Linked DNA regions of Homo sapiens: region 2 is linked to region 1. Evidence: read pairs that join two places in POLR2A ChIA-PET (ENCODE). Cell type or tissue: OCI-LY7. All regions are shown on one strand. Links, peaks and the distances in the headings refer to the core of each region. The heading gives the core; the rest is flanking DNA. Region 1 overlaps TGFBR2 (transforming growth factor beta receptor 2). Region 2 has its middle 100 kb from the start of TGFBR2.

Region 1 (16,050 bases), core at 2,044-10,043:
TTTCAGTAGAACAGATATGCATTCGCAGCAAGAATGCTCACCGCTTCTTTTGCACTCTCTACTTTCCTGGTAATATTTTGCTCCACAGGTACTTGTTGCTTGTGACTGAGGCAAGATAATGACTCATACTTCTTTGCTTGGCATGCCAAAGGGTTTGGAATGCTGGACAGGCAAATTGTCTCATCTCAGGGAGAAGGAAGAGAAAGACAATTAACATTTGAGAACCTACCCTGAGACAGCCACTTGATATTATGTATCTCATTTAATCCTAGGAAGAAATCTCCAAGATAAGTTTTATTATCTTTATTTTATGGATGGAAAGATGGATCCTGCTCAGGGTCTCTCTGGAGTTTTGCCTGGGTGCATGTATGAGTGTGTGGCCCAAGCTTCTTGTGCTTGCATGCTGCTAGGTTCTTTCGTGTGGTCTCTATGTGTGTATGCGTGTGTTGGGAGGGAGGCTGAAGAGGGGTGAATGGATATCAGATTTGAGAGAGGGGAAGCTTACCATCTAATGTCATCAGTTCAGTGCTCCTGATTTAATTGATTTGGTTTGCTTGCATTATCTGCCTCCTTCCTGACTACATTTGTACCACAGAAAATCAAGATAAGGCAGAGTTTCTTTGCATAAGGAAACTCTACAGCCCACAGTTTGACAATGGTGTCTTAGTGGTAGGACTCATGGTGGGTGACCTGTGGTTTGGCCACTTATAGCAGTTGGACATACCCCATTTGCAAAGATGTGTATTGTAAACCCCAAATTTTGAGTGTGTAGGACAATCATTTGTGTACAATCGTGTACAACTGCTGATGAGGGCAAGAAGAGCCGACTTTATCCAACATAACAAAGAAGAAGGGGACAGTTTGACTTTTGAAGGGGACAATTTGAAAACTTATAGGAGGTTAAGATTCTCTTCCTCACCCATTACATCAGGAGTACTTCTGCCTTTTACTTGCCACAGTCAGCTTTCTAGGTCTTAGCACCCAACAAGTAGCAACTATCCTCTTGGGTGTAGTCAGTTTAGTCTACTTATGGCCTCCTGCTTAGACTCTTAAGGGTTCCCTAGCATCTGTGTTTTGTTTGTAGGTTTGAAGCTATCATTATTAGATGAGATTTAGCTTCAGGGCCCGTACCTATGACTGGGGAGATTCTATCTGGGAAAGGTCAAGACATGCAGCTCTTTTTTTTTTTTTTTTTTCTTCTCTTTTCTGAGGGAATATTTTCCTCCAATTTTTTTCAGCTCTACAACTAAAATATAGACCTAGTATATGAACACAACTGGCCTCTGTCCTGGGCCTTAGATGGTACTCTGCTGTCATTCTTCTCTGGTCAGAGCCATGCCTATGGGGTGAGGTGACTTTTGGGCCTTCCAGTCTTACTCTCTTTTCATTTTTAGACCATGATTTGGTTATGTGGGAACCCACATTCGCTGTCCAGAAGGCCCTGAACTGGTATCTGCAGTTTGCATGGATCCTTGAAGCCATCTTCCTGAAGGCTGTCATTGCTACTGGTTGTGCAATCTCTGCACGAGGGTTGTTTAAGGGATAGCTCTGTGTGTGTGTGTGTCTGTATGTGAGAGAGAGAGAGAGAGAGAGAGAGAAAGAGAGAGAGAGACAGAGAGCGAGCTTGGGTGTCCACATATCACAAGGCCCCTCTTGATGTAGGATGGAGCAGGCAGGGGGGAGGAAGGCAAATTGATTACCAGGGCTCAGGATGATGTCTCTCTTTAAACCACCCATTTCTGTGGAAGGACTATGAACATTGTAGGAGTTCTAAAGTTGTACCTGGTCTTCCAAGACATTGAAAAGATATATTTGTCAGTCTAGGTAGAAGGATAACACCTATTTTATTGAGCAGTTTGCTAGCTTGATTTGTAACTTTAAATGTTTTGACTTATGGTACATGGGCCTCTATTTGCTCACTTGCCTTGGGCCTTCCCATGTTGGGGGTGGATCTGCAGCAGCAACATTCCTTTGCAGAGATGTTGGGTAGAAATAAGTTTTGGTTAATTGTACCATTTTTTCCCTGGAATAGACAACATTGAACATTAAAGAAAAAATGAGTTACTTTGTAGACATAGTGCTCTATTTCCTTTGGGAAATGTAGTTTTTCTTAGTTTGCGTTGTCCTGAAGTGAACTTTAGCTCTATACTTTTTTTCTTTCCTTTTTTTTTTTTTTTTTTTAGATTTCCTAGTGCCCTAGTTGCATTTCTTCTGTGTATTGAGAGACCACCAGGCGGGCAAGGTGAAGTTTATCTGAATGTTTTTTCCTCCTATTGTAAATATTTTATTTGAACCAAAAAAAGGCTTGGTTCTTCTCAAGCCTCTTTAAAGAAAACAAGGAAAAAGGCTTCTCAGTGCTTTAGAAGATATAAGATTGTCAAAACTTCATTTTAGAGAACTAGGGATTTGGTTGAACCAACATGAATGCCTTTGAAAGAAGATATGGGTTGGGTGCATATTTTCAGTATATGCTGCAGCAGCTCTTTATTAAAGTATAAATCATTACGAAGTCTTCATTTCCTATGGGGCGATAACACTGCTGCTTTGTGGATGACTACCTGTCACGCCCAAATCCTGCAAACTTTTCTACATAGGGAAATGAAATTGGGCTTATTTCCCCTGTAGCTTTTCTCAAGAGACTTCATGGACTAATTTCCCAATAATCATAGTAGCTACCACTTATTGAGGTCTTGCTACTGCACGGATCATGCTGAGTACTTCAGGTGTATTAACCCTCAAAACAACTTTAGAAGGTAGGTTATATTATGCTTATTATAAATCCTCCAGAGTCAATAAATTTGCCTAAGTCCACCTAGTTAGAAAATGATTAGGCTGGGGTTGGAACCAAGATGGTCTGGTTTGGGGATCTAGATTCCTAATTGTTATACTGTACTGAGACTAGTCTGCCTTAATTGACATAAACTACTTGTCCATTATAGCATGGGTGTTGGAAGACTAGAGGTTAAGAGAAATAATAATATCCAACATTTTTCTAGTGTTTTAGCATTCTTCATATATTATCCCATTGCATTTTCTTAGTGTAATAAAATAACACTCGGTTTATACACCAGGTAGTCAAACATCATGCCTGTCTTGTGATCTCAATGGAAAAATGAAGTGTATACCTCAAGTGATACAGTCTTGGCTGAATCATGGAACAATTATGCCATCAGGAAGTTTAGGTATTCTGAGTAAAACAGGCACTTTATTTGAAAGGACTGGGAGACTTCACAGATGCATCAAATATGTTGAGGATATAAATGCCAGGCTCAGGTGGATTTACTGTGAAGTGCTTGAACTTAACCTTCAAGGCTACCTATACCCTGGTATAGGTCCATCTCCTGGCTCTAGGAGAGGCCCTGGCAATGTGGTTAACAAGTGTCATCAAGTCAAATACTACGAAATCTTGCAGTGCCCTGAATCTTACAGCTCACATATAAAAGAAACCTGATAAAAGTTTTCCAAATTTGAAGTCAATCCAAAAAATTTATATGACATTACCTGTAATGAATTATGAAGCTGAAAGGAACTTTTCCAAATTATTCAAGAATAAATTACAAATTCTGATCTACATTTCTAAAGGGAAGACTGAATTATTTTTCTATTCTCTCAATAGAGAATATTGCAAAATGTTATTGGAAGAGATGATCAAAGAGTGTGCAACCAAAAAATATAGGAGAATTATTTCAGAGGTATGGCAATCAGTTAATAAAAATATTTGTTTTTTAAACACTTCATATTTGTAGTATTTATAGCTTTTAAAAATTTGTTGTTTGTATGATACTATTTAAAATTTTTTTTCCAGAGATGAGATCTCATTCTGTCACTCAGTCTGGAAAGCAGTTGCATAATCATAACTCACTGCAGCCTTGGAGTCCTAGGTTCAAGCAGTCCTCTAGAGTAGCTCGGACTAAAGGCATGCACCACCAAGACCGGCCAGTTTTTTGTTTTTTGTTGTTTTTTAATTTTTGTAGAGATGGTGTCTTACTATGTACCAAGTCTGGTCTTGAACACTGGGGCTCAGAGGAACCTGTCCACCTCTGCCTCCCAAAGTGTTAGGATTACAGGTGTAAGCCACTGCACCCGGCCTGTATGCCATTTTAATTCTAAATAAATATTCACTTTATTCTTAATTTTATATTCACTTTATTCTTAATTTTGTATTCTTCTTCTTAAAGAGTGCCCCTGAAATTTACAAGCTTCAGATTCCAAAGACCTGAGTCTTTGACTAATGGTAGGATTTGTTTGTTGGTTTAGAAAATAAATGTTAAAAAATGCCTCTTCCTCCTTCCCCCCATTGCAAACAGAGACTGAAATCTGCATTGTTATTTCACAAAACCAAAATATTTTTCCTCCAGGTTTAGCTAAACCCTTCATCATTTTCCTACTTTAGAGCCCCATGCCAAGTAGAAAAGAAGTTGCAAAGATGTAATTATCACAAACCTTCATCTTGGATGAAAGATAACCTAGCTCTGACCCTTAGTTTGAGATTAGAAGGACTCTACCTAGGAGACAGCTGGTAAAGACTAAGGTATGTTGTACCAGGAATCTAGGTGTCTGGGTGACCAGGCTGTCTTTCTTCCCACTGGGGCTCATTTTCCTTCTATACAGTGACAAGAATTGGACTAAATAAGATTTCCAGTATTTTCTCTTCTGAAACATTTCATTCTTTGTTATCCCTGTACTATTTTGTTAGTAGAATAAATCATTGAAGTTGAGTTAGAAAATCTTTAGCTAATCAAAATAGAAAACTAACAAAAGTCATGACAGGTCAGAACTGAGAAATACCACAGACTTCCACTGGTGTTCATTGGAGATGACTACTATTAAAAAAAGAGAAGAAAAAAAACCATAGCTATTTTGAAAATTTCCGACTACAGGTGTCTGAGCATACATCCTGACTAAATAGCATGTTTACTTCAGCTAGAGCTCACTCCTTCCTAAATAAAAGGCTTACTTGGTTTTGGTGGTAATATTATTCCTCTTTGGTTAATTATGGTATTTTCATTCTCCCCTTCCTCTGAATTGGTTAAAATGTCTGTGAAAATTTTTCCTAAGGTAGAAAGTTATGAAATGCTTTGCTATGCCTAGGAGATGTAAAGCCTAAAGGAACTTTCATATTTTTTGGGAAAAAAAAAAAAGGAAACTTGTCTAGATATAATTAGTGTTCTGTTGCCTTTCAAATATTTCTCTACCACTTTTCTTAAAATATTCTCAGAAAAGACAGAATTTGCAACAGATTGGCAGTTTTCAGACTGCTGTTTTAGGCAGGGGAGTAGCTGCCGCAACCTCTAATTGCATTTCTGTAGAGTTTGCAGACACTTGTTAGCGTAGACTAGGAATCTTTCAACTTTTGCTGTGAGTGACTACCTTGTTACTACATATCGGATTTGCGTCTCATTCTCTAACGCTCATAGTATTGGGGAAGAAAAAAAGACAATATGATATAATTTGTCCTTCAAGTATGTGAAAAGGAAAAAAATCTAATAATAACATTTTATGTTCATTATTTTGGAATCCCTTAAGTTATATCATTATAAAATAATCTAACAATCTCAATACCCCTGGGCACTCTTACTTTTATTTTTATAATTTATATTGTTAGAATACATTTCTATTCTCTTAGGCCTTTGTTCATTCTACTTTCTCACTTCTTTAGGAGCCTCATTCCTTCCTGAATATTACATTTTATGAGTTATTATATGCATCAAGGCCCAAAGCTTGAGCTCCAGCATTCTGACCCCGAAAATGATGGTTTCCTATCATCTTCTGATAACAGCAACTGAAGATGTTCTAATACCTTGCCGCTTACAGGAGGTCTGGCATCACTGAGAATTTATTGGAAATGAGGATTGTGGGTCCTCTCCCCAGACCTACTGCAACAGAATGTACACTTTCACAAGGTCCCCAGGTGATTCCTGTACACATAGCAGTTTGAAAAACACTGCTGTAATAGCATTAAAGCATGTTCCAAAGAGTAGCCAAATGATCTGCAGTGGTTTTAGTGGATCACATCAGGCTTGTTTCTGTCAATAAAGAAGAGGAGAATTCAAGGAAGAGTTGGCTTAGTTTTATGAGAGTCTTTTGACTCTTCCTAAGCCGTTTTAACTAAAGCTAGCAGAAGACAGAAGGCACTGGTAGCAAGTCAACTAAATGAGTCAGTTTTTAACCAGTCTGTTTCCCCAGTCATCCTTCATGAGTCTTTTGTCCACTGATTGTCCATCCCTTGACCATGGTGAACTGTAGAACCCAAGGACCCATTTCTTTTTTCTTTCTTGTTTTTTTTTTTTTTTTGAGATGGAATCTCGCTCTGTTGCCCAGGCTGGTGTACAGTGGCGCAATCTCGGCTCGCTGCAACCTCTGCCTCCTGGGTTCAAGCGATTCTCCTGCTTCAGCCTCCTGAGTAGCTGGGATTACAGGTGTGCACCAACACACTTGACTAATTTTGTTGTTGTTGTATTTTTAGTAGAGACACGGTTTCACCATGTTGGTCAGGCTGGTCTCAAACTCCTGACCTCGTGATCCGCCCGCCTCGGCCTCCCAAAGTGCTGGGATTACAGGCACGAGCCATCGTGTCCGGCCCCAAGGACCCATTTCTATATCGAACTCACTGCATTAATCATGTTTACCTCATTAGGCATTTACTCACAGATTGCCTTGACATATGTAGGCCCTAATTCATTCTGGAGCTATTATACCACAGCATTTCTTAAAATAGGTAGCACTCTGCTCTATACAAAGTAGGTACCCAATAAATTAATGATTCGATGACAGGTTTTCAGGAAGTGGTTTTACTCTTCAACATTTTTTAATCCTCTTTTGTCTTGAGGAACTTATTTGTCTGATGCTCAGTGAAGACCCAATAAATTTCTCTTGAATTGCTCAACATTTGTTTTAGACTTTTCTGAGAGTGCCACTGTAGGCTTTTTCATTGATTTGCTCCTTTATTTTAATATCATAAGGCAGCTTTTTGTGACTTAGTTACTTTTGTCTTCCAGAATTATGGGTCCCTGTCAGTTATTAATGCTCTTAATTAACAGTAGCCACAATAACCAGTCCTTACAAGCAGTTTCTGATGTTTCCAAATAATTTTATTTTCTGACTTTTTTTTCTTTGCCTTTGACATCTGAACTATACTTGGCAAGAAAAAAAAACATAAAAACTTTCCATTGCAACTCATATCTCATGGTGATTCCTGTTGCATCAAATCTTAAGTTATCCATCAGAAAAGTTACGCAAAATCTATAACCATTTGGTTTTATTTTTGCCCTTGAATTATGCTACCGTAACACAAACCTGAACTCTTATATTTGTCATCTGTAAAAATCACCTAATTGGTCTCTGCTTATGGACACCCTTTGTTCTTTCTCTGTCAATAACACAGGCATTGCCCTCAGTTAAATCTCCCCCCAGATGGCATTTTGAATAGCTGGCCTCTGTTAGAAAGCCTTCCATGGATTTTATGAATCCTAGATCATCACATGGCCTTCCCTTTCTCTTTGAGCATGGGGGCTGCCTCAGTGTCCCTTGGCTCCTAAGAGAGTGCCTTGTGCTGATGGGACACAGGACCAGTTTGATGACTACGTGCACAGATGAAGCCAAACCTCTTGCCCATCATCTATTCCACCCTTCACATCCCTCATGCCCTGGTTCCACTTGAACCCAGCTGCCTCACACATCCTTTTTGCTTACAAATTTCCTAGCTTGTGACCATTCTCCACCACCTCCCCCCAAGTTTTACCATTCTCTATTTGTGCCCTACAACGGCTCCACCCTTTGAAATAACGCCTGGTCTAAATGTTACTTTTTCTAGTGGGCCTTCCTTGATTATCCATCCCACTGTGATTCCTTTTCCTGCCCATAGCCTCTCCGACAAGCCTTGCATTCTCATTCATATGACCTTGTTTGCCAAGCTACCTGTGCTGTCTCTGTGTGTTTTAAACTATTTTACTAGCCAGGCGTGGTGGCTTATGCCTGTAATCCCAGCACTTTGGGAGGCCGAGGCGGGCGGATCACGAAGTCAGGAGATCGAGACCATCCTCGCTAACACGATGAAACCCTGTCTCTACTAAAAGTACAAAAAATTAGCTGGGCGTGGTGGCGGGTGCCTGTAGTCCCAGCTACTCGGGAGGCTGAGGCAGGAGAATGGCGTGAACCTGGGAGGCGGAGTTTGCAGTGAGCCGAGATCGCGCCACTGCACTCCAGCCTAGGCGACAGAGTGAGACTCTGTCTCAAAACAAACAAAACAAAACAAAACTCTTACTAGAATGAAAACTCTTTGAGGGAGAAACTTCTGTCTGATTTTGCCATAGCTCTTAGCACAGATTCTCACTAATTCTGTTTATGTGTTTTGTTTGTTGCTGTTTGGAATTCATTGCTTTTAAAGGCCGAGGAAACTTGCTTTTAGATCCAAGGCGGGGAGTGCTATTTTTTTTTCTCCCAGATGGCTTTTCACCACCAAGTGTAAATGTCAATGGCTTAAAGCCACCTGTAGTATTGTTTGACAGAACCATAGGCTTATGGAAAATCTCGTATGATCTGCTTTGTGTAAATTGTTCTTTACAGTGGAGACTTGCTCTGTCTGCAGTCTTTAGTTTCTGTGAATTTTGGGGAGCTGTGGTGTGTGGGTGTTAAGGTTAATTTTCCATCCATCACTGGCTCTGCCTTTGATTCATTTATTCTCTCATGTGTGAATCTTTTGCAGAAGGCTCAATGCATTATGACTATAGAGACCAGGCAAAGTCATAAAGTAAATCACACCATCTCACGCAGGACAATTTTTTGTCACTCCTGCCTTTTCTCTTTATGAGTCATAGATGATTTCAGTCATTGGGATTGCTGGAATAGGGATGGCTGAAGGGGTCTTGGTGCAATGAAGAGTGCCTGAAGATACTCTTCTACCTACCTGAGGGTAAATAATCCCATATTGCAAAGGTGACCCCTGGTTGTACTTTTTGGAAAGCCCTGTTAAAATGATACATGCTAAGGAGACTTAAATATGAGGCCTTTCTTACCTGGGTGCTTAATAGGAGTGGGTTTCTAAGGATGGTCTTGAATTTGGCCTTCAGCCTTCTCGTCCACCATAGTCCCCATCCATCCTGAATAAACATGCAGTCTAGGTACCACAAGTAGTGTTCTCTTGTGCAAGCACAGCTTCCAGCTGTGTTGCCTGCCTCCCTTTCAGCCAGATCATCACCCATGTAGCCACTCCTCTATGGGAATTCTGGAGCTACCACTGACATCACATTACATAGATTTGGACTGGTAGTGCCCTACCTGCTCTATCTATAGAGGAAAAGGAGATGAAATAAGAATTTTAATATTCTTTTTTTTTTTTTTTTTTTGAGACAGAGTTTTGTTCTTCTCACCCAGGCTGGAGTACAATGGCACGACCTCAGCTCACTGCAACCTCTGCCTCCTGGGTTCAAGTTATTCTCCTGCCTCAGCCTCCCGAGTAGCTGGGATTGTAGGTGCCCACTACCACACCTGGCTAATTTTTGTATTTTTAGTAGAGACAGGGTTTTGCCATGTTGGCCATGCTGCTCTTGAACTTCTGACCTCAGGCAATCCACCCTCCTCGGCTTCCCAAAGTGCTGGGATTACAGGCATGGGCCACTGCACCTGACCAGAATTTTAATATTCTTAAGTCTTAATATTCTGTGGCACTTATTGGAAATGGTTGAAATATAATGCTTTTAATTTAGCATGTCATTGGTTCACTCTCAAAACTACTGAAAAGCACTTATCTTTCAAGATTTTAATGATGATGTTGGTGAGGACGTTTGTGGTAAGTAGATAATCACTTACATTATTCAGCACTTTACAAAGCATTTTCACAAACTCTTGAGTATTGGTTGTTATCAGTTTATTACTGAGATGCCTGTGGTGTCTTCAGGGGACAGGAGAGAATATGTTAACTTCTTGAATAACTGCTGCAGCCGTAGTTAGCCCCCTATGAGCCAAGCCTATTGGCTTTGTTACTCCCAAGGTATAACTTATTTCATATATATAAGCAACTTGACTAAGTATTAGATGTCTGTGTAAGCCATTTTCTGTGAGTCAAAACAATTTTGTTCTTCCTTATGTCTTTCTTCAGAGGTACATCTTTAATAAGTTCTGGGAAGGGAAGTGAAAAACAATGCTTGACCTCTGATACAATGTACTGTTTTGATTATGATCAGCACTTTAATAAAATTTATCATCAAGAAAGTCTTTGGAGTGAGCCCCTGAAAAGCTTGGGAAAGTGATTGATATGGTGTCACTTTTCTTAAATTACCTTCCCATGTTGCTTTAGATGACCAGGGAGGCTAACTTCACTCTTGTGCTCTCTAAATTGAACTGTCCTGAAGTTTTAAGAAAATGAAATGATCAGACTCAGCAGTTCAAGATTGTGTTGGTTGATAGCAGCCACTTAGACCTCAGTTCACTATGGGTTTCTGTGTACTTTATTGGTGGTCACCAAGATGCAATGAAAGGTCCTGATTTTGTGAACATTTCTGCCCACACCCTTCTTTGGTACATACCTTTTGAGAATATGTAAAATGTCTTTCATTGTTAAAATAGCTGTTAAATAATATTAAAGGCAAAAAAAAAAGTCATGAAAATAGTCATTTGCGTACTTCTTCAGGCAGATAGAAAACTAGTACCAGCCAGTGCAATGGCTCAGGCCTGTAATCCCAGCACTTTGGGAGGCCGAGGCAGGCGGATCACGAGGTCAGGAGTTTGAGACCAGCCTGACCAACATGGTGAAACCCTGTCTTTACTAAAAATACAAAAATTAGCTAGGAGTGGTGGGACACGCCTATAATCCCAGCTACTCAGGAAGCTGAGCCAGGAGAATCACTTGAACCCAGGAGACAGTGGTTGCAGTGATCCGATATCGCACCACTGCACTCCAGCCTGGGCAACAGAGCGAGACTTTGTCTCAAAAAAAAAAAAAAAAAAAAAAAAAAAGAGAAAGGAAAAAGAAAAAGAAAAAGAGAAACTAGTACCAGGAAAACAGAAAAAAGAAGTGATTTGAATAATTTCAGTATGATTGAGACATATGGGTGAAAGATCACCAGAGGGAAAAATGTCTAGTCTGATAACTTTGAAGAAAACATATTGACCATGTCTAGTTATAATAATCTTTTAATAATCTCACAGTAATAGAAAGCTTCATTATTTTCAAAACAGTTTCACTTTCCTGTCATCTGTAATTTTAAAAACAGCTCTCTGAGATGGATATAATTATCCTGTTTTACAGATGTGGAAATGGAGGCCCAGAAAGATGAAATCATCTGCCCCAGCTGTAATAGGACTGCCCATCCACTGAGACATAGTAAAGTATCATTAATTAATCTTTTCATCATTTTTCTATTTTTAGTCATGCTCCCTCACTGCTTAATTTGTAAGTAAATCTAAGATAAAAATCTATAGTCTCCTCGTATTTTCATATTTTCATAGCTAAATTGTTAAAGAGGCGATGGCAGTGTACTCATCAGGAGACTTGTTCTTGCCTCGAACATTAAAAGCCCAATTTAAGACTGGAGAATTTCTTCTTTGAGGGTTTTGTCCACCCATCATAAGAGATTTCAAACTATGTAATGAGTCATTTTACTTTTCCCCTTTTCTTATGGGGACAGCTTCTCTTTAATACACCGTGTGGTCTGCCCTCTTGGAGGTTGTGTCACCATTATCAGTAGACAAATGCTGCCATGTGTAAAAGGCTATGCCAGTTTCTGCAGTCCTGTAGTTTTGCCCCTCACTAGAACTTCAAGTTGCTTAACCTAATCAGGAATACGGGCATCTTTACATAGGAAGTGCACTTCTTCATCATATAGACATAGAGGTCAGGTATTATTATCTTTGGCTTCCTTTCTCAGAAATTCTTAAACATGAATGTCTGAATAAACATACAGAGAAGAGGTTGGGCGCTGTGGCTCATGCCTGTAATCCCAGCACTTTGTGAGGCCAAGGTAGGTGGATCACCTGAGGTCAAGAGTTCAAGACCAGCCTGACCAACATGGTGAAACCCTATCTCTACTAAAAAATACAAAAATTAGCTGGGCATGGTGGCGGGCGCCTGTAATCACAGCTACTCGGGAGGCTGAGGCAGGAGAATCGCTTGAACCCAGGAGGTGGAGGTTGCAGTGAGCCGAGATCATGCCATTGCACTCCAGCCTGGGCAACAGACCAAGATTCCATCTCAAAAAACAAACAAATAAACAAAATATAGAGAAGAACAGAACAAGAAGTGTTTTGAGTAGCAGAACACGACTCACACAGACATCTAATATTTAGTCAAATTGCTTTTATATAAAAGAAGGTATACATTGAAGAGCAACAGAGCCTACCTCTATGACTGACATTTTCAAAGAAAATGGCTAAGAATCACTTTGATGGCCAGGCACGGTGGCTCACACCTGTAATCCCGGATCTTTGGGAGGCCGAGGAGGGCAGATCACGAGGTTAAGAGATTGAGACCATCCTGGCCAACATGGTGAAACCCCGTCTCTACTAAAAATACAAAAATTAACTGGGCGTGGTGGCACGTGCCTCTAGTCCCAGCTATTCGGGAGGCTGAGGCAAGGGAATCACTTGAACCTGGGAGGCGGAGGTTGCAGTGAGCTGAGATCGTGCCACTGCACTCCAGCCTGGCGACAGAGCAAGACTCCGTCTCAAAGGAAAAAAAAAAAAGAATCACTTTGATTAGCAGAAACTATTTCACTTGCCATCATAGAAAGCTAAGCTATACTTCTGCTTTTCTACTACTAGCTTTATATAAATGTTATTTTTCTTGCAACATAAAAGAAAAATTGAGTCATATTGTTTTATTTAATTTTTCTTGAAGAACACATTAAATTAGCTCTCACACTGTGGTGTGGACTTCTTTCTGTTTTCCACCAGTGTTCTTCAGGGTGATTTTTCCAGTGGGCTTGATTAGGACTGTGTGGATCATTGTGATGCTTTGTTCTCAGTGGGGATTTTCCAGCAAAGATGAGCTTCATTAAACAATGACTGGGTTCATGGATTTATAATTGGAGTGATTTTCTTCAAACTGTAATAAATTTCAGTGTTACCTTTTTCTGAACGCCCTTTTTAAAAGGGATTCCATAGCAAGTCTTCTGGAATAATACCTTTTATATAATTCTTTAAAAACTGTAATTTTTACATACTGATTCCTGTTAAGGCAGATGTTATTGTATCAAGAAAAGACTCAAATTTTGAACATATTAAAAATAGTGTTTCTTCAGATCTGGTGGATAGGTGATGCTCAATATATATTTGTTTAATGGAATAAAAAAAGAAAAATATTAAAGATCCTAGGAAGAGAAATTAAGTTGCAGGGATATATTGCTTGTGTAACGTCTGTTTAGCATTGCAATTTTCTGAAGGGAAGGCTATCCACAACTGTTAATTCTGATCTAAGGAACTATTTCCCTTCTTAACTTCTTTGCTAGGTTATCTAAAGGGAGATATGCTTTCTCACATTTGTTTCCTTGAACTTACTTTTAATGTTGCCTTGTAGGGTCAAAACTTTAGAAATACAGCTTTCTCAGGAAACTTGGTCCTCAGATCTTTCAGACATTATCTTCCTTTAAGCTTATTGTCCTCTTGGGAATTGGCAAAGGATTCCCACCCTTTAAAAAGATAGGAAATTGTAAAATCCACACTTAAAAATTAATCTAAAATTATTTTTCAGGAAGAATTTATACAATGGCAACTAAATGCCCTGCAGCCAATTATGTTTATGATTCCTGCCTCATCTCCAAATGGTACTAGAGTTTGAGTCATATGAGAAAATTAATTGGGTTGGGCTTGATTGTACATGTATATGTATATAATAATGTTCTGGTTATAATGCAGTTTGCAGTTTTTCTAGTTACAGCTCAAGGCAAAGATGAGAAGCAACACCTATGGGCCTGACTGCCTCTGTCCAGTACTACCATGCCCCATCTCTAACTACTACATTTTTTCCTATTGAATTCTCCAGTCCATGTAGCATAAGTCCCTTCCTGAACTCAGTTTATTTTTCTAACCCTGGCTGCACGTTAGGATCACCTGCGAACTTCTAAAAGAATTCCAAAGCCTGAGCCAAGCACCTAGAAGTTCTGACTCATTGCCCTGGGGTAGGACTTTGGCATCATTATTGTTTTAAAAGATCCCCAGATGATTCCGATGTGGAACCATGTTGAGAAACACTAATCTAGCCTAACCCAGTGAGGTTACAAATGAAGAATTTCACCAGAGAGGTCAAAGTACTTGATTTCCCACAGCAAAGAAATTCCATTTACTGGGTTGAAAACTCCCATCTGTTGACTTTAAATCCAGCATAACAAATATGAGCAAGGTTTTAGAAGGTTTTGGAAACTCATCTGCAGAACAGAGCAAATACAGGCCTATCTAAAAGCATACCTCACAGTAAAGATGGTTAAAAACCAAAACCGGAGGAGGCAGAGTACTCTTGGTGGGGCTGGTAGTGGGGGGAATGGATGATTTTCCAAAAGAGAAAACACTTGACCTGGGTCTGAAAGGCTGGGTATGATTTAAGGCAGGCACTATTGTTCACTTGTTAGCCCCAGGGCCATGCTACTCCACTTCCTTCAAGGAAACAGAGGGAAGCCGGCAAGTGGCTGCCTGGGGTGTGTGTCCACACACCATATAGAGGCAGTTCTTCAGCTCTGTCAGCCATGGCCAAAGCAGGCAGTATTTGAACCACCTTGGACCACTCCTGAGGGGCAGCATCAGACACCAGGCATCCTTTCAGACACCATTCTTGGAGTCTCTTCCCTCCATCACGTAAACCTCACAGCCAACAGTGAAGGCACTGAACTCCTTCCAGGGGCTGAGCAGGCTGCCTTGGGCATGCTCTTCTTGACCTTAAAATCCACCTGATAGATCTGGTAGGGAGGTAGAAATTTTGGTGGTAGGAAAGCCAGCAATTATCAGGTCAAAGGGTTTCTGATAAAAGGAGTTATTCAGCAGAAAGGTAATCAGATTATGGGAGCCTTAAGTGCCAGTTTGGGCTAAATTCTCTGAGTCACTGGCAGATTGTAAGTAGGGGAATGACGTAATAAAACCACTGCAAAGCCAGGAGTTTGTGATGGGAAGATAGGAAATCCCTTTCTTTTTTTCCCACATGGGAAATAAAAATCTAAAGATGTGTGGGGAAGCTCCTTAGAGTGCCAGGACTTTCAGTATCCCCCAATTTATCATTAGGTTCTGTCCAGACCTCGTTCCGCACACAGTAGCCTAGAGACACCTCTGGAATAAGGTGTGACAAAAAACAAGGAAATAAATTTATTAATTTTGGAAAATGCCTTCTTTTTCCTAGGCCTCCCTCATAGACATTTTCCTGACAAGTCCCCACTTCAGGTTTCAGAAAGAGATGCACCATCGTTTGGAATTCTGAAGAAACTCAAGTTTCAATTGAGCTGAGTCTCAGTGGCATGTATTTTATTACATCTAATGCCATTTTAATGTACTTGAAACTGGGGAGATGAGGGCAATTGGTACACATGTGTAAACCACTACAAAAAGTTCACCTGAGTGTAGAAGGTAGCCAGTAGCCTAAAAACCCTGTATTTTGGAGGCTGTTACTTCATAATCTCTATTATGAAATTGGGAAAAATTATGTAATTATCTCTCTAAGATGGTCTTAGATCCACTGTTCAATAGAACTTTCTGCAGAGATGAAAATATCTTATACCTGGGCTGTGTTAAGGTTTAAGGACAGCACTGGTATAAGATATTTTCACCTTTGCAGGAAGTTCTATTGAACAGTGGGTCTGAGACCATCTTAGATGATACATGTGGCTTGAAACGTAGCAGGTGCAAATAAGGAACTGAATTTCAAATATAGATATATTTTTATTTCAGTTAACTTGAATTTAAATAGCCACAGGTGGCTCTTGGGTATCATAATGAATAGGGCAGTTATGGAGCATCATTAAAGTCCCCATTCTTCTCAAGTCCCAAAGAGGTCCGTTCAGGTAATTTCTTAGCACCTATAATCACAGTGGGACAGATTAAATTACTTGTACTTTTCCATTCCTGTGCTTTGGAATT
Region 2 (16,050 bases), core at 4,838-12,837, 94 kb after region 1:
AGATCTACTTTCTGTAGTCCACTACTGCTCAGGAGTCACGTGGCTGGAGGTCACAAGATTTGTGACTTATTGCTCCTTTAGATAACATCACTATTGTAGAAACTAAATTGGCCTTTTGAGATGTTTTTTAGACTTTTGTGTCCTGGCAACCACTGACCCCACCCAGACTCAGGACTCAACTGGTCCTGTGGCCCTTCACCCAGAGTGCCCCTCCAGCACACAAGGACTATTTTCCATGCCCCTGTGATTGCATCCCCAGCTAATCAGCAGCACCCATTCATTAGTCCCCTGTCCACCAAACTATCTTTGAAAAACTAACCTCTGAGCCTTTAGTGAGGCTGGTATGAGTGACAACTGCAGTTCTCCTGTGTGGTCTGCCTCATGTCAGTTAAACTATTTCTTTACTGCAATACCACAATCTCAGTGAATTAATTTTGTCCATGTAATGGGCAGGAAGAACCCACCAGGCGATTACATGTTTAGTTAGCTGAGGGGGCTTAGGATTTTATTTTTGGTTTATAAGAGGGGATTTAAGCTTCAATCATCTGAATTGTCTTTGAGTTTTCATACTTTTTGTGACTCTGTGCACTTTCATCTTAATACATTTGTATGCCTTTTCTCCTGTTAATCTGTCTATTATCAGTTTATTTCAGCCGACTCAATTATCAAACCTTCAGAAGAGAAGTGTAAGCTTCCCTGCACACATAATATGTACCATATTATCTTTTGGAAAGTTCTCCAAAATTCTAGCTTTCCAAACCTATCTTATTCTAGGGATTTGAGATAAGGCTTGGGATATATATATATATATATATATATGAATTAGAAAGTTTCTTTTTCATGGTATTTCTTCATGTGCCCATTACAGGGACAGAAAAGATAATTTTTCCTCTACCCTTGTAAATTCTCAGCTGGGGCCTCAATATAAAAAGACAGATTAACAAAAGAAAAACAAATAGAAGTTTATTAACATGTATACAGTGACTTTTTCTGTAACCTCTGCCTCCCCCCCTCCCACCATGTTTATAGACCCCTGCATTTAAACCATCTGGGACTTCAGGTTTTAAACACGAGCTGGCTGAATCTTCTTGCTTGGTACCCTGCAATAAATGTATACATGGGAGACACCCAGGGACAAATGAGGAACTCTCAAAGAGATAGTTTAGAATTCAAGCATAAATACTATCTTCAGCTAAAGACAAAACAGAGAATGGTGTCAGGGAGGACGAGGTAACTAGGAAAAGTACAGTAAAGAAGAGTAAGTTTTGTAATGCAGATGTAAGTCAATACCTTCCCCACTGCTAAGAGCCTCTAGTGATTTACCCATCTTTCTCTTTCTTATACAGAGAGGGAGACACACTTAAAAAATTGAGATTTACTTTATAAATGCAAATTTCCCATAGAAAAGGGTTTACTTCTCCTTTATTTTCAGAGCTTCTCCTGTGTCTGCTGTTTCTCAAAATAATTCTGCTAAAGAGGCATATTTTGGGGTGTCATATTCTGGTCTCCTATATCATTCACGCTAAATCATGGGGCAGGATGATTTTCCGTTAAAGCTGAATACCAGGGAAGGCTTTTTAAAATTTCAAATGCTTGTGCTTCTGAACATCAAGAGGCAATCTGTGAAGAGATTCAAAGCAAGAAAGAAGACAGGAAACATAAGAACAAAGCTTCTTGTTTCCCCATCACCAAGTCTAGTTAAAATTTTCCAGTTGAAGGGAGACCAAGGAACTAAGATGAGATAAGATGTTCATGGGGCTGAGGGACAATGTGCTGCAGACTTGAAGGAACCATGCAGAATGAAGGTAAGTCATCATCCAGGGAACAGCCAGCCCCCACTGGAGTGGCACTTTATACTGTCAGCCCATGGGAACACCACGGATACTAAGTCAGAAACTCTAAAACTTCTGGATCCATTCAAGTGAGAATCATGTCGCTTGTGCCAAAGAATGACATCAATAGTCTTTCATACTAGCAACTGGTAAGAAGCGCCCATCCATAGCAGCCTACTGCCTACTTAATGTTAATCAGTACTGGCTCCAGTGGCCCAAGATAATTTTCTCAGGCCTTGACTGTTATGAATTAACCTAACTCAATTTTGCCAGTCAAAATTATCAGATTCATTTGGTTATCAGTAGTTTCAAATGCTTAGAAGCAGACTAAGGATACAAGACTCCTCCCAAAAACCTCCCCAGCAGGCTTCACTGAAAACAATCTCAGATTGCAAAGAAAGGAGTCACACAACTGAGACAGAGCAGGGACCCCTCTTAAAGGCCTGCAGCCCACCCCTCACCACCAAAGCGTGATAATAAGGGAATATTTTGACTTCCTTTAAGGGAAATTCCATACACCTAGTTAGCCCTGGGAAGTAAATGAGCGATTTGATAAGCAAGAAGACAAAAGTAGCTTAAAACAATAGCTAAAGCAGTTAGCATCACAAGATGTTTTGTTCCCTATAGAAATTAAAGATAACATTTTAACCTCTCTTCCTGAGTTGGTTTACAGAAATCCAAACTCCCACCAAACGGATCCATTGGCACATAGAACTCAGATAAGGGGCAATTGAGGACTGAACTCCGATCACCATTCTTCGTTCTAAATTTCTTCCCGAGGGAGGCAGTTAAACCCATGAGCTAAAGCTAACATTCTTTTCTGCTGATCCCAAATTTTAGACAAAGCTTTGCTTCTTAACCAATCACAATTCAGAAAGTCTTTGAATCTACCTATGACCTAGAGGCCCTGCTTCAAGATGTCCCACATTTTTAGTCAAACCAATGTATAGCCTCAATGTATTGATTTATGACTTTTTCTGTAACCTCTGCCTCCCCATCTTTATAAACTCCTACCTTTAAACCATCTCAGAGTTCAGGTCTTAAACATGAGCTGCCTGAATCTTCTTGCTCAGTACCCTACAATAAATACCTCATTTTCTCTCATCTCCATCCCAGTGTCACTCTTTGGCTTTGCTGCACTGGATTAGCAGACCCCGGTTTGGTTTTGTTGGGTACAGGCCCCCAAATCTGGCCATAAACTGGCCCCAAAACTGGCCATAAACAAAATCTCTGCAGCACTGTGATATGCTCGTGATGGCCTTGACGCCCATGCTGGAAGGTTGTCGGTTTACTGGAATAAAGGTAAGGAACACGTGGCCCACCCAGGGAGGAAAACCGCTTAAGGCGTTCTTAAACCACAAACAATAGCATGAGTGATCTGTGCCTTAAGGACATGTTCATGCTGCAGGTAACTAGCCAGAGCCCATCCTTTTATTCAGCCCATCCCTTTATTTCCCATAAGGAATACCTTTAGTAAATCTTATTATGACTGGCTTGCTGTCAATAAATATGTGGGTAAATCTCTGTTCGGGGCTCTCAGCTCCGAAGGCTGTGAGAGTCCCTGATTTCCCACTCGACACTCTATATTTCTGTGTGTGTGTCTTTAATTCCTGTAGCATTGCTGGGTTAGGGCCTCCCCAATTGAGCTGGTCTTGGCAGGTTTGATAATACAACCTTTACCACAACCTCAAGGAAGTTCCAAGTCTCTCTCTTTAGGTACCATCACCAGACCTCACACCTGAGACAAGAGCAACAATATTCTAAAGTTAGGAGGCAGCAACTTTACAGTTGGTGTTCAACAACCAGAATTTAGTAAATTAGTACCTGGACATTGTTTCAGAAACAAGCTTCAAATGCCATTGTAAAAGATCTGGATGTCTGAGCTAGCTGGATTCTATTCACCTGAAGATGGAAGGGATCTTCACAATATTTTTAGTCCATCCACATATTGCTATAGTTTGGATTTTTGTCCCCCAAACCTTATGATAAAATTTGATCCCCAATGTCAGAGGTGGGGCCTAATGGAAGTGTTTGGATGATGGGGGCAGACCTGTCATTAATGGCTTGGTGCCATCTTCATGATAATGAGTGATTTATTACTCTATTAGTTCCAGTAGGGAGCTGGTTGTTTATTTTAAAAAAAGGGATGGAAATGCCCCTCTCACTTGCTTCCTCTCTTACCTTGTGATCTCTGCACATGCCAGCTTGCCTTCACCTTCTGCCATGGGTAGAAGTAGCCTGAGGCTTCACAAGAAGCAAATACTGGCACTATCCTTCTTGTACAGCCTGCAGAACTGTGAGCCAAATAAACCTCTTTTCTTTATAAATTACCCATTCTCAGGTACTCCTTTATAACAACACTAACGTGGACTAAGACATACACCTTGAACACCAGTAATTTCAACAATGAGCACTTATTTGCATATCCATCATGATAATTGACAAAACCTCCACTATTGATATATAAAGGTAGGTGAAATGCTTGTAGTTACAGTCTCTGAAGTGTGACTTTTAATATACTAACTCACCATCCATAGAGTAATTTTTGAGATTGGGCAGCCATGCATCCTAGTAATGTGCATTAAAGCCATCATACACACACATATATATCAAATGCATGTGCTATACTATTTGAAAGTAAGTTATAGACTATAATTTATTAACTGAGGTCCTGTGTGGGTAACCTGCTTTTCAGTTTCCCAGAGCACTCAGAAGCCCTTCAAGTTAGAGGGTGGAGCACTGGATATCTAGAAGGATAATGGTGATGATATTTAGGTGAAATCTTCCCAGGTCCTCAAACTTCACAGTTGAACATGTTGGGAACTGAATGCAATCAGAAGAAAATCTCCTCCAAAACCAGGAAAGAAGTATATTATCTTCCATTCTTTCTGGTCAGGGAACAGACCCTACATTTGGGACAGAGCTCGATTTGTTGGAATATTTTTTCACTATAGCTCCCCTATGGACTACGCTGAGTCATGCTTTCTGCAACAAATGTCTCCATTGTTGGCACAATGGTCCAAGAAAAAGCTGTTAATGTGGCCATACCTTGTGGTTTTGTTTTATGAGACACGTAATCGTGTTAATTTGTTTTATGAGACAGGTAATTGTGTTAATATACAGATATTGTGTTAGAAAATTAAACCATTCATATACAAGTATTGTAAGAAATTAAACTATTTATGTTATATATTTTCACTAATTGATGTTAAATGTGGTTTCTTAAAATGTTAATATGAAATTAATAACTTAAATATAGAACATTCAAAATTTTATAAGGCAACAATATAGAAGTGATTAAGTAAAAAGATTATATGTCTTACATATGCATCTGTTGGGGCTCAGAAAATGATATCCCCCAAATTAAAGTATCAGAAGCAGTCTCAGAATCAAAGTTTCTCTCTGACCTTCTGCCTTCCTATCTCTCAGCCTCATTCTCTTCCAAGACAAATCATAGAAACCAGAATCTCTTTTCCCCAAAGTCAGCTATGAAGTTTAAAATTGTTACTCTAACTCTCCCCACCCACTTCCTTCCATGTAGGAAATGGCCATAAAGAAGGTGTTTCATCTACCTTGTTTGATTATGAGTCATAACACCCCTATTCCAGAATTCTGCCCTATGACAGAAGGAAATGAATTTCCTCCAATCAGTCTATTACTATTAGATCATACATTTTATTGGCCAATCACATTTCTACTCAGCTGTCCCTGCTTCACAGAAGCTAAATATAAAATAAGATAGTTTTCCCTGTGTATTAGTCAGGATTCTCCAGAGGAACAGAACTAATAGGATATATGTACATGGGAAAGGGAGTTTATTAATGAGAATTGACTCACACCATCACAAGGTGAAGTCTCATGATAGGTCATCTGCAAGCTGAGGAGAAAGAAAGCCAGTAGTGGCTTAGTCCAAGTCCCAAAGCCTAAACAGTAGGGAAGTCGACATGACAATGCAACCTTCAGTCTGTGGCCGAAGGCCTGAGAGCCCCTGGCAAACCACTGGTGTAAGTCCAAAGGCCAAAGAACCTGGAGACTGATGTTCAAGGGTAGGAAGCATCCAGCACAGGAGAAAAATGAAAGCTGGAAGACTCAGCAAGCCAGCTTATTCCACTCTCTTCCACCTGCTTTTTCTAGCCACACTGGCGGCCAGTTGGATGGTGCCCACCTACATAAAGGGTGGGTCTTCCTCTCCTAGTCCACTAATTCAAATGTTAATCTCCTCTGGCAACACCCTCACAGACAAACCCAGAAACAATACTTTGCGTCCTTCAATCCAATCAAGCTGACACTTAATATTAACCATTATACCCTATATCATTTGGTCATTTAACCTGGAGCCTCCTGTGTCATGTAAAACTTAGATTAAATAAATCTGTTATGCTTTTCTCTTGTTAACTTGTCCTTTGTAATAGGGGTGTTGGCTATTACTTTTAACATCCTCAGGAAATGCATCACACCTTTCTGTTCCTACATATCTATGCTTGTTATTTTATCGTTTCTGTATTTCTGTGTGCTAGATTGCTTCCCATTTCCCTTTTTCCACCATCGTGAATAATGCTGCAATTAATATTTTCATATAAGTTTGCTATGTTTTATTTTTCCTTAAGATATACTATAAGAGATTATGAGTATTTTTATGATACTTACGGTCTCTGGCCAAATTATTTCTCAAAAGTGTTGTATCCATTTTGATTCCCACCAACAACACGTAAGACAAGACATATATTTCACAGAACATTCACTAGCTTTACATATTAGCATTTTTAAATTGTAATAGTCCACAATTATGCCTCACTAATGTTATTATTTGTATCTCTTTTATTCATAGAAGGTTGAGTTTTTTCATATACTTGTTTAGAAATTATATTTCTGGGCTGGGAATTATATGTAATTTCCTGTAGGAGAGAACAGGTAGTACCTTATTGTCACCCATTGCAAGATTACTGGCTAAGATCCCTATAGCAAAAAAGCAGATTAACAAGAGAAAAGCATAACATTTTTATTTAGTATAAGTTTTACATGACACAAGAGCCTTCACAAATGAAGACGTAAAAACCCACAGAAATCTATGTATTTTTGTAGAAAGTTGTGCAGAAGCGTGGCTGGAGGACAAAGGAGTGTGATCTAATGGTAATAAACAGGGGAGAACTCAGCCAGACCTGTTTGTTTAGAGTCTTACTGGCTTCCCGGTATAGGGCAGGGCCCCTCTGGAATAAAAGTCTTATGTCCTACTTTCAAGGGAGGTAGTGTAGGGAATTCTTTTACGGCCTGCTTCAGAGGAGAAAGGCAAGAGAAGATCAGCGAGGACCTTCCTGTTTCTGCGGAGCGTTTTTGTCAATTTCCTTCAGCTTAAAACACTCATCATGCCAAGGTGACATATTGCCAATGGGTATTGTGTTCTGAGCCCTGACAATCCTTTATATATTTGTCTATGACACTGAAGTGATTTTATGAATTATAATATTTGCCAGAAATAATTTCCCACTGTATAGGGGAAAAATTTATTTTACCCATCACTAGCTTCACTGCTGAAGTCTCTGTAACAACAGACAGATTGACAAGAAAAACGCATGCAAATTTATTCACTTATAAATTTTTTGTGACATGGGAGTCTTCAGAAAGGAGGACCTAAAGAAACAGGGAAACCTATGTATTTTCATGCTTAAGTTTGACGAAGAGTGGACAGTTCTGCAAATGTATGACTGCACAAAGAAGACATAATCTTACGGTAATAAACTGCGGGGAACAAAGCAAGGCCTGTTTGTTCAGATTCTTCTCTCTCCCTGTGTCTTCAGAGATAAGGATGTTCCTTCCTCTGGGCATAGGAAGGGTACCTCTCTGAGGGTCTTACGACCCACTTCAGGGGAGAAGGGCGAGCGAAAGTTGAGAGGGGCCTTCCTGGTTCTTCTGTTTTCTCAAATGTCAAGGTGACATATTTTGAGGGTAGCATGTATTAAACCCTATCACCAGACTTTCATTTGCTTTTTAATTTTCTTAATGTGTACTTAAAACATTTAAACTGAAAAATATTCGTGGAGTATAATCGCTCACTCTATTTCCTTATGAATTCTCCTGTTGCATTCATATTTAGAAGAAAAGTGTCTGTCCAAAGATCCAGTAAACATCCACCTCTATTTTCTTAAAGATTTTCTATGGCATTATTTTAAAACAATTAATTGCTTATTCTCTCTAGAATTTATTCAGGTGCATAGTGTGGGCTTGATGGAAGATTATTTATGTTTTCTAATTGCTAAACAGATGCCCCCAACATCATTTAATGTGGAGTAAGAATGAGGAAGTTTCATTTGTTGTCAATTTGTGCTACTTCCTTAAAGATGCAGTACATTTGTCCTTGCAATGGAAACTTCTTCTGGACTATTTTGCTCCATAATTCAGATTTCAGTACAAGTCTGCTGTAGATAATATTACTTCTAATTAATGTTTGTATATTTTAATTCCAGAACAACAGAAAAATTATGGCTGTTAATGTTTTTGTGTTTGTTTTTCTTATGCTTCTTTTTTATCTAATCATAAATTATTTTATTAGAAAAAAATTAAAAAGTCATCACATACTCAGGCCTATAGCATGTATTCAGAGTTAATAAAGGTATTTTGTCATGTTTGATTCAGAACTTAGCCTTTCATTTGAAAAGTAACAAAACATTACAAATACACGAACATCTAAGTAACTGTCTTTACTTCCTAGTCCTGTCTCTATTGACCCTCCAAGAGTCCAGTTCTCTTTGGCTTAAATGTGGATCTTTCCTATCGATATATGTGTCTAAAATCTAGAGTGTTACTTCCTGTACATGTTCTGTTTAATTTATGTAAATGGCATTTTGTATATATTGCTCTACAACTTTTTTAAAATTTAAGATTACACTTTTGAGAGCTATCTATGTTGATCAATATCAGTCTAATTTATTCATTTTAACTGCTGTGTAGCGTTATCACACGAATATAACAAAATTTCTTTACTTGCCTTACTCAAAGACATTGGGTTATTTCCAATGCTTTTTATAATTACAAAGTGCTGAGTAGACAGACTTGATCTATTTTACTAGAAGAGGAACTATCAAGGTTAATTAACTGAAACAAAACAATTTAGATTATAAAATTCACTGAAAAGTAAAGATTGAACATAATTAGTGAAGAAACAGATAGTATAAAGAGTAGAAGACAGTGTAATTGTAACCTCAAAAAGGGAGATACATCTGTCAGTTTAAGCTCTAACAAAATATGTCTAGAATCTGTATGCTGAAAGCTATAATAAACTAATGAAAAAAGAAAGATAAACATAAAAGAAATGCTAAACTCTAATCATATATCTCTAGCAAGAATATTCTAAAATTTATGTAGAGATGCAAAGGAAATAGACTAGCCCAAACAATTCTGAAAAAGAAATAAGTTGGAGGGTTCATACTATCTGATTTTTAAAAAATACCTATACAGTTACAGTCCTCTGAATAAGGAACCCAGAAATAGACTACACAAATACAGTAACTTATTTTTTAATAATTTTCAGAGAAATCTAAATAAAAGAAATGGAAAAAAAATCTCTTACCAATCCATAAAATCTCTCCCTTCACAAAGGTAGAAGAGAGGCCGGGTGCAGTGGCTCACACTTGTAATCTCAGCACATTGGGAGGCCAAGGTGGGCAGATCACTTGAGGCAGGAGTTTGAGACCAGCCTGGCCAACATGGAGAAATCCGATCTCTACTAAAAATACAAAAATTAACTAGGTTTGGTGGCGCATGCCTGTAACCCCAGCTACTTGGGAAGCTGAGGCATGAGAATAACTTGAACCCAGGAGGTGGAGGTTGCAGTGAGCTAAGATCGTGCCACTGCACTCATGCCTGGGCAACAGAGTGAGTGAGACTCCATCTCAAATGAAACAAAACAAAAAACAAAGGTAGAAGAAAAAAAAACAATTTTATTATTCCATAAGCATTAAACTATAATGTAAGGAGCATCACATGCAACTGGCTAAGGGGATTGTAAAAATGGAAAGAAATCACACCATTTTGTATAGCAAAGCAGATGCAATCCATTACATACATGTGAATTGTCTTTATCAAAAATAATAATAAAACTTCTTATATTTTTGTGAAAAGCAGGAAGTTACACTAGGAGTCAAGCACGTAGGCTGAAACTCCCACAGGAACAGGAAGACAGAGCTCATCTTCCTCGATGTTTGCGTTTCAAAAAGAAGGTCCAAACATCCCCAAGAAAAAAAAATAACTGAAATGAAAAACTAGCAAGAGACTCATTTAGCTTTTAAAGAGATTTAAATACGTCTCAACCTGACACATAAAACATTTGCAATCTATTTTCTAAAGGAAGTGCCTATCAGAAAGAAAGGGGGAAATGTTTCCTCTCTCTTTTGGCATGAGAAAAATTACATTTTTAGGATTTATATTTATACTTTATACAATATACAAAGACAGCTGAGTGGATAAAGAATAGTCCTTTCTAAATAGTGGAAAAATTACGTGTCATATACAAAATATATGAACCTCAACATATACCACACACCTTATACAAAAATGAACTCAAATGGTTTATAAAAATAAATGAAAAAGTGTAAAATTATAAAACTTATAGAAGAAAATACAGGAGAAAATCCATGTGATTTTGAGGTTAGAAATGAGTTTTTTTTAAGATATGATACCAAAATAGAAAATTAATACATTTCAGTTGATTAAAATTTAAACTTTCATTTTGTGAAAGACACTAATAAGAAGACAAAAGGTAAATCACAGGTTGGGAGGAAATATTTGTAAATCATATACCAATAGAGGACTTTTATCCAGAATATATAAAGAACATTTAAAGCTTAATATGAAGAAAACAAAAACATTAAAAAAAGGGGCAAAAAACTGAACAAGAACTTTATCAAATAAAATATACAATGGTAAATAAGTATATTAAAAGCATCTCAACATTATCAGTCATTACAGAAATGCAAATTAAAACTACAAGAAGGCATAGGATTCTGCAAAGATGGTGGAGTATGTAGCATCAAAATCTGACTCCTCAAAAGTCAACAATTGCACTGGCAGAATTTGTCTGATGTAACTATTTTGGAATTCTGAAGTCTATTGAAGGCTTGCAACTTTCAAGGGAAAGCTTAGATGGCAAATTGCTGTTATTTTAGTCAATTTCAGCTCTTAAAATAGTAGTAGCTACCTATGCTCTATACCAGGGGTCCCTAACCCCTGGGCCACAGACCTGTACTGGTCCATGGCCTGTTAGGAACTGGGCAGCACAGCAGGAGGTGAGTGACAGGTGAGCAAGCATTACCGCCTGAGCTCCGCCTCCTGTCATGTCAGTGGCGGCATTAGATTCTCACAGGAGCATGAACCCTATTGTGAACTGTACATGTGAGTGATCTTGCTATCATTCTCCTTATGAGAATCTAACTCATGCCTGATGATCTGAGGTGGAAGAGTTACATCCTGAAACTATCCCCAATACCAGGTCCGTGGAAAAATTGTCTTTCACAAAACTGGTTCCTCATGCCAAAATGGTTGGGAAACCCTGCTTTACACCTCAGCCACATGGCAGGCTATTTTGCACATGTTCCTGGAGCAACTTGCACACAGCTTGTAGGACCCAGGGTGGACAAAATTAATTCTACTCTTTAAATAGTGGAGATCCGTGCTTAGTTGCTGATTGCCACTTCTGATCACAGGGGTGCAGACACAGAGGTGATAGCATTGTTGTTGTACCTTCCCCAATTGTGCAAGCCTCTTCTCCAGCTGAAGTGACTTCCAGGAGATGTATAAAGCTGGTGTCCCCTCCCCTTCATTTTTATTTTTTTCCTTTTTTGGAAACCAGATATTAAAGACTATGGCATTCAAAAGCAAACACATATATGAAAGAAATTAGAAAATCACTATATATGCCCAGGGAAACACAGAAGTTCAGAAAAGATCTGAGAAGACTTTAAGTTCACATTGGAGGTTGACCTTTGGCAAAGATACAGTCTATAGCAAAAATGACAACTAAAAAAACCATAATAACAAAAATACTTAAATCCCAGGGAAAGAAGAAAATCTGATTTCCAGAGTTAGCATGTTATTACTTACAAATGGCCAATTTTCAACCACAACAAAAAATTATAAGACAAATAAAGAAATAGGAAATAACGGCTCACTCAAAGAAAAAAAACCACAGTAAAAACCATACCTCAAAATGGATCTACTAGACAAAGACTTTAAAACAACTATGTTAAAGATATTCAAAGAACTAAAGGACGATGTGTAGAAAGTCAACAAAATGTTCTATGAACAAAATGGAAATAGCAATAAAGACATGTAAAACCTAAAAAGAAAGAAACAAACAAAAACCAAAATTCTGGAGCCAAAAGTTTCAATAACTGAAATGAGAAATCCATTACAGATACTCAAAGGTTTGAGCAAGCAGAAGAAAGAATCAGCGAACTTGAAGATAAGACAATGGAAATTATTAACACAAGAAATAGAAAGAAAAAAGATTAAAGAAAAGTGAACTGGCTTTTGGGACACCATCAAGTGAATCAATGTACACATTGTGAAAGTCCTAGAAGGAGAAGAGAGAGAAAAATAGACTATTTAAAGAAATAATGAGTTAAAACTTTCTAAATTTGATCAATGATATAAATATAAACCTCTAAGGTGAGGGCATGTCAAAAGGACACAGAAGTCAATCTGTGAAAGCTCCCAGTGATCAAACCTGGAACCACCTGAGCATAAAATGAATATCCTCGAGTCCACACTGATATAAGTACAAAATTAAATACATAAATAACTATGGAGAAATGCATGTTTTTCTTACAAAATAATTCCAATTGATAAATGTAAAAGAGATGACAGAAATACAAAGTGGGGCCAGGTGCGGTGGCTGATGCCTGTAATCCCAGCGCTTTGGGAGGCCGAGGCGGGTGGATCATGAGGTCAGGACTTCAAGACCAGCCTGGCCAACATGGTGAAACCCCGTCTCTACTAAAAATACAAAAATTATCTGGGCATGGTGGTGTGTGCCTGTAATCCCAGCTACTCAGGGGGCTGAGGCAGGAGAATTGCTTGAACTGGGACCTGGGAGGAGGAGGTTGCCATAAGCCGAGATCCTGCCACTGCACTCCAGCCTGGGCTACAGAGTGAGATTCCGTCTCAAAAAACAAACAAACAAAAGTTAGCAGTAGAACACCACAGGAATAATTGCAGCTGGCAGCATCCACTGATGACTGCAAAAATTAGTGAGCAAAACTGTAAGGAGAAATAGGATACTTGCATAGCCTTAAAAATCTCCCCTAAAATATTTATTAATTATTGTTAGTGGTTTTACTTTATGTCTACAGATTCTTTTATACTCCTCACTCCAAAAATGGAGCTTAATTCTCCTCCATAAGTAACTCACTTATAAATAATAGTGCATGAAAAGGGAAAAACAGTAAACTTCACAATGGAGAAACCTGCCAGGTACTACCTTAACCAAGTGATCAACATTAACATCATCAGTAATAAGACCAGACACAACCCAGACATCTTAGTCTAAGGCTAATTTTGTCCTACTATTGAGGCAAGGCTTTTTAAAGTATTCTACCCAATGCTTTTCTAAGTATTCTACCCAATGTCTTGTAAATCATGAGGTTTTTCAGCCTGGCTAGTAGAAGGAGGCAATATTACAGGCCCTGTATGAGAACTGGACACTGTTTCCTTAAACCTTCTAAGGGAATTCTTTCTTCAGCCTCAGGTAGTTTTCTTACATGCATGTGCTGATCAGTACTCTGTTGAAGACTCAAGGGAGACTCTCTGCGGATCAGAATTTTCTCTCAATGTAGCTCTTTTCTCTTCAGTAATCTGTCCCAATCCTCTAGCTACCTGGTCTCCCAGTGTTTCAAATCCGTCTCTTTAACTCAAAGAGTCTTCTGAGATCCATCTTGGCTTCTCTTCCTGTGCCACACTTAAAAAACAAACAAAAAACACCTCTCATTCATTAAGCTGGAGCAATCATTGGGTTCACCTCATTAGCTTCCTATTTCTCAGGGATCACTGTCCTTCATTACCTGATGTCCAATGTCTTAAAAACTTATTTAATATATTTTGCCCTGTTGTTTTGTTGTTTCATGTGAAAGAATAAATTTGGTTCCTGCTACTCCATCTTGTAGAAATGGAACACTTTCTTTAAATACTTTAATTCTAGCTTTTACATCTATTATTTTATCACCCAATCCTTTTATCTCTCTGTTCATTTATTTTACTTCTGACAGTTTTCTCAAGTCAATCTTGTGCTTAATTCATCTAAACATCAAATTATTTTATATTTATTCATTTATTATCTATATATCCAACAATCATTGCTAATATCTGCTGTTTCCAGTGCAGAGTTGAATTACAGAAGCACAAAATTATATGCAGGATACATAAGTGATTGAATTAATAAAATAATACTTCTCAGGATTATTTAAGAAAGAATATTTGGGTAAACGTAAAGCACTATAACATGTTTAAAAAATAACTGTTTATATTTTCTACCCACAACTAAATCTTACCCCCTTTAATCTCTCTCTCTCTTTTTCTGACTCTGTGAGGTCAGTTTATTACTCCCTTTTCTCCCAATATGCTATGGATGTTTTCCATTTCTTTCCTGGTGATTCAGGTTTGTCCTTTAAGTTCGTGAGAAGCCCACAGCAGCTTAAATTGGTTGAGTTTGATGCTCTACTTCACCACTGTAACTTACTCAGGTCAACTCTCTACCAGGAAGCAAACTGATATCTAATCTTTGTGAAACCTAAAATATGCTTGACTCTTGTGATCCGGAATAACTGTGGCTAAGTATTTTTTCCTCGTTTTCAGCATTTAATGGCTGTTTTGGTGAAAAAGAGAGAAAAGGGATTTCATGGGCAATTACTCTTCAAATTAAGAAAAATCATCTGTAAGCAATGAAACTCACAATGGGGTCCAAAGTCACCCAAACATGCAGCTAGTGCTCTTAATTCAGCAAACTCTTTGAAGAATATTCATTGGATTTTTTATTTTGAAGATAAGAACCAAAGGCAACCCATTTAGAGCATCAGGCCTAAGACTTTAAGACATTTAGTTATGATTACAGAAAGCAGCATCACAGAACATTCAGCAACCACGGGATTTGAGAGCTGCAGCAGCAGCAGCATAAATGCCAACCATTGACTTCTAATTACCAGGCGCTTCTTAGAAGACGGCAGTTGGCACAGTGGCTGGTGATCCAGTTTTTCTTCGGTTTTCATATGCAGTAGTAAGTTATGATTGTCAGTGTGTTTCAGTTTTCTGAATTCTATCATATCTCTTTTTGGAAGTTACTTGCTCATCCAAATTCATTCACCACTTGCCTACTTAACTAAGCTTCCTTCCAAATTTCTCTGGTAATGACAATCCTTTTTTCCACTTACCCATAGTCAAAGACTTGCATCAATATTCCACAAATGCCCTTACTCATAATAGTGCACCCTTACTATTGGTCCTTTAGAATAGTGTGATCCACACACATCACGTATATTAAACTGCTGACCTGTGAAGGGGAAGCTTAAACACTGGCTGTAGTGTTCAGGTCAATGACCTTGGTACCAATTTGATCTCTTTCGGAAGTTATGTATTTGTAGCTCTACCAGGCTCTGTTAACTCTTGCTTTACTCTCCATCTTTGGAAATTGGATTTTATTGTTTAGGCTTGGCCTATGCAGCATTCAATCTACTCTTTTCCCAAGATGTAAAGTATAGTGGTGGTCACTGCATTTCAGTTAAAAATCTTATACTTCCTTTTTGGCTTTGGAGAACCCAGACCTGCTGCCAACACTTGACAAACATCCTGACCAAGTCAGCCCCATCCCTAAAAGTACCATGCCTTCAACCTATAATCCAGTCCCTGATCTGTAACTACATACATACACCATAGGCCAGGAGAAGAGCTGTTGTGTGAAACCTATATCTATTAAGATGTTTCCATGATCTTAAAACTCAGACCAATAGAGATTGGAAACACTATGCTAGAGCATAAATATGCAGGATTAATCACGTGACTGTTATTTCACTGATTTAGCTAGCTATAGTAGGGGTGGAACAGGCCTGGGTGCCACACAATTAGTTTATTCATAATCTCTAGGATCTGTTCTTCACCCTTGTTTGTTCACATTAGGAGAAGAGATGCAGAAATTCTCACCTATACCTTATTCAGCTACAACTACATATGGATATCCTGA

What was found. Peaks named below come from ENCODE experiments on the same cell type or tissue, not always from the same donor. Only the 100,000 strongest peaks of a DNase experiment are listed, where the experiment ranks them.
Region 2: POLR2A ChIA-PET joins it to region 1 with 5 read pairs; 7 of 35 experiments call an interaction of 5 or more read pairs at or near these places.

The regions. Positions count from the first base shown.
Region 1 is chr3:30,611,954-30,628,003 of GRCh38, forward strand. All of the region lies in intron 1 of TGFBR2 (transforming growth factor beta receptor 2), which reads left to right. It also overlaps the pseudogene KLHL25P1. Among named protein-coding and RNA genes, the nearest start is that of TGFBR2, 13 kb to the left of the region's middle. In OCI-LY7, for the core only: no CTCF peak of the experiment used is centred there; DNase peaks (open chromatin) are centred at 4,869 and 6,748; H3K4me3 peaks cover 2,808 bases; H3K27ac peaks cover 4,636 bases.
Region 2 is chr3:30,703,195-30,719,244 of GRCh38, forward strand. No RefSeq gene overlaps it. Among named protein-coding and RNA genes, the nearest start is that of TGFBR2, 100 kb to the left of the region's middle. In OCI-LY7, for the core only: no CTCF peak of the experiment used is centred there; a DNase peak (open chromatin) is centred at 8,147.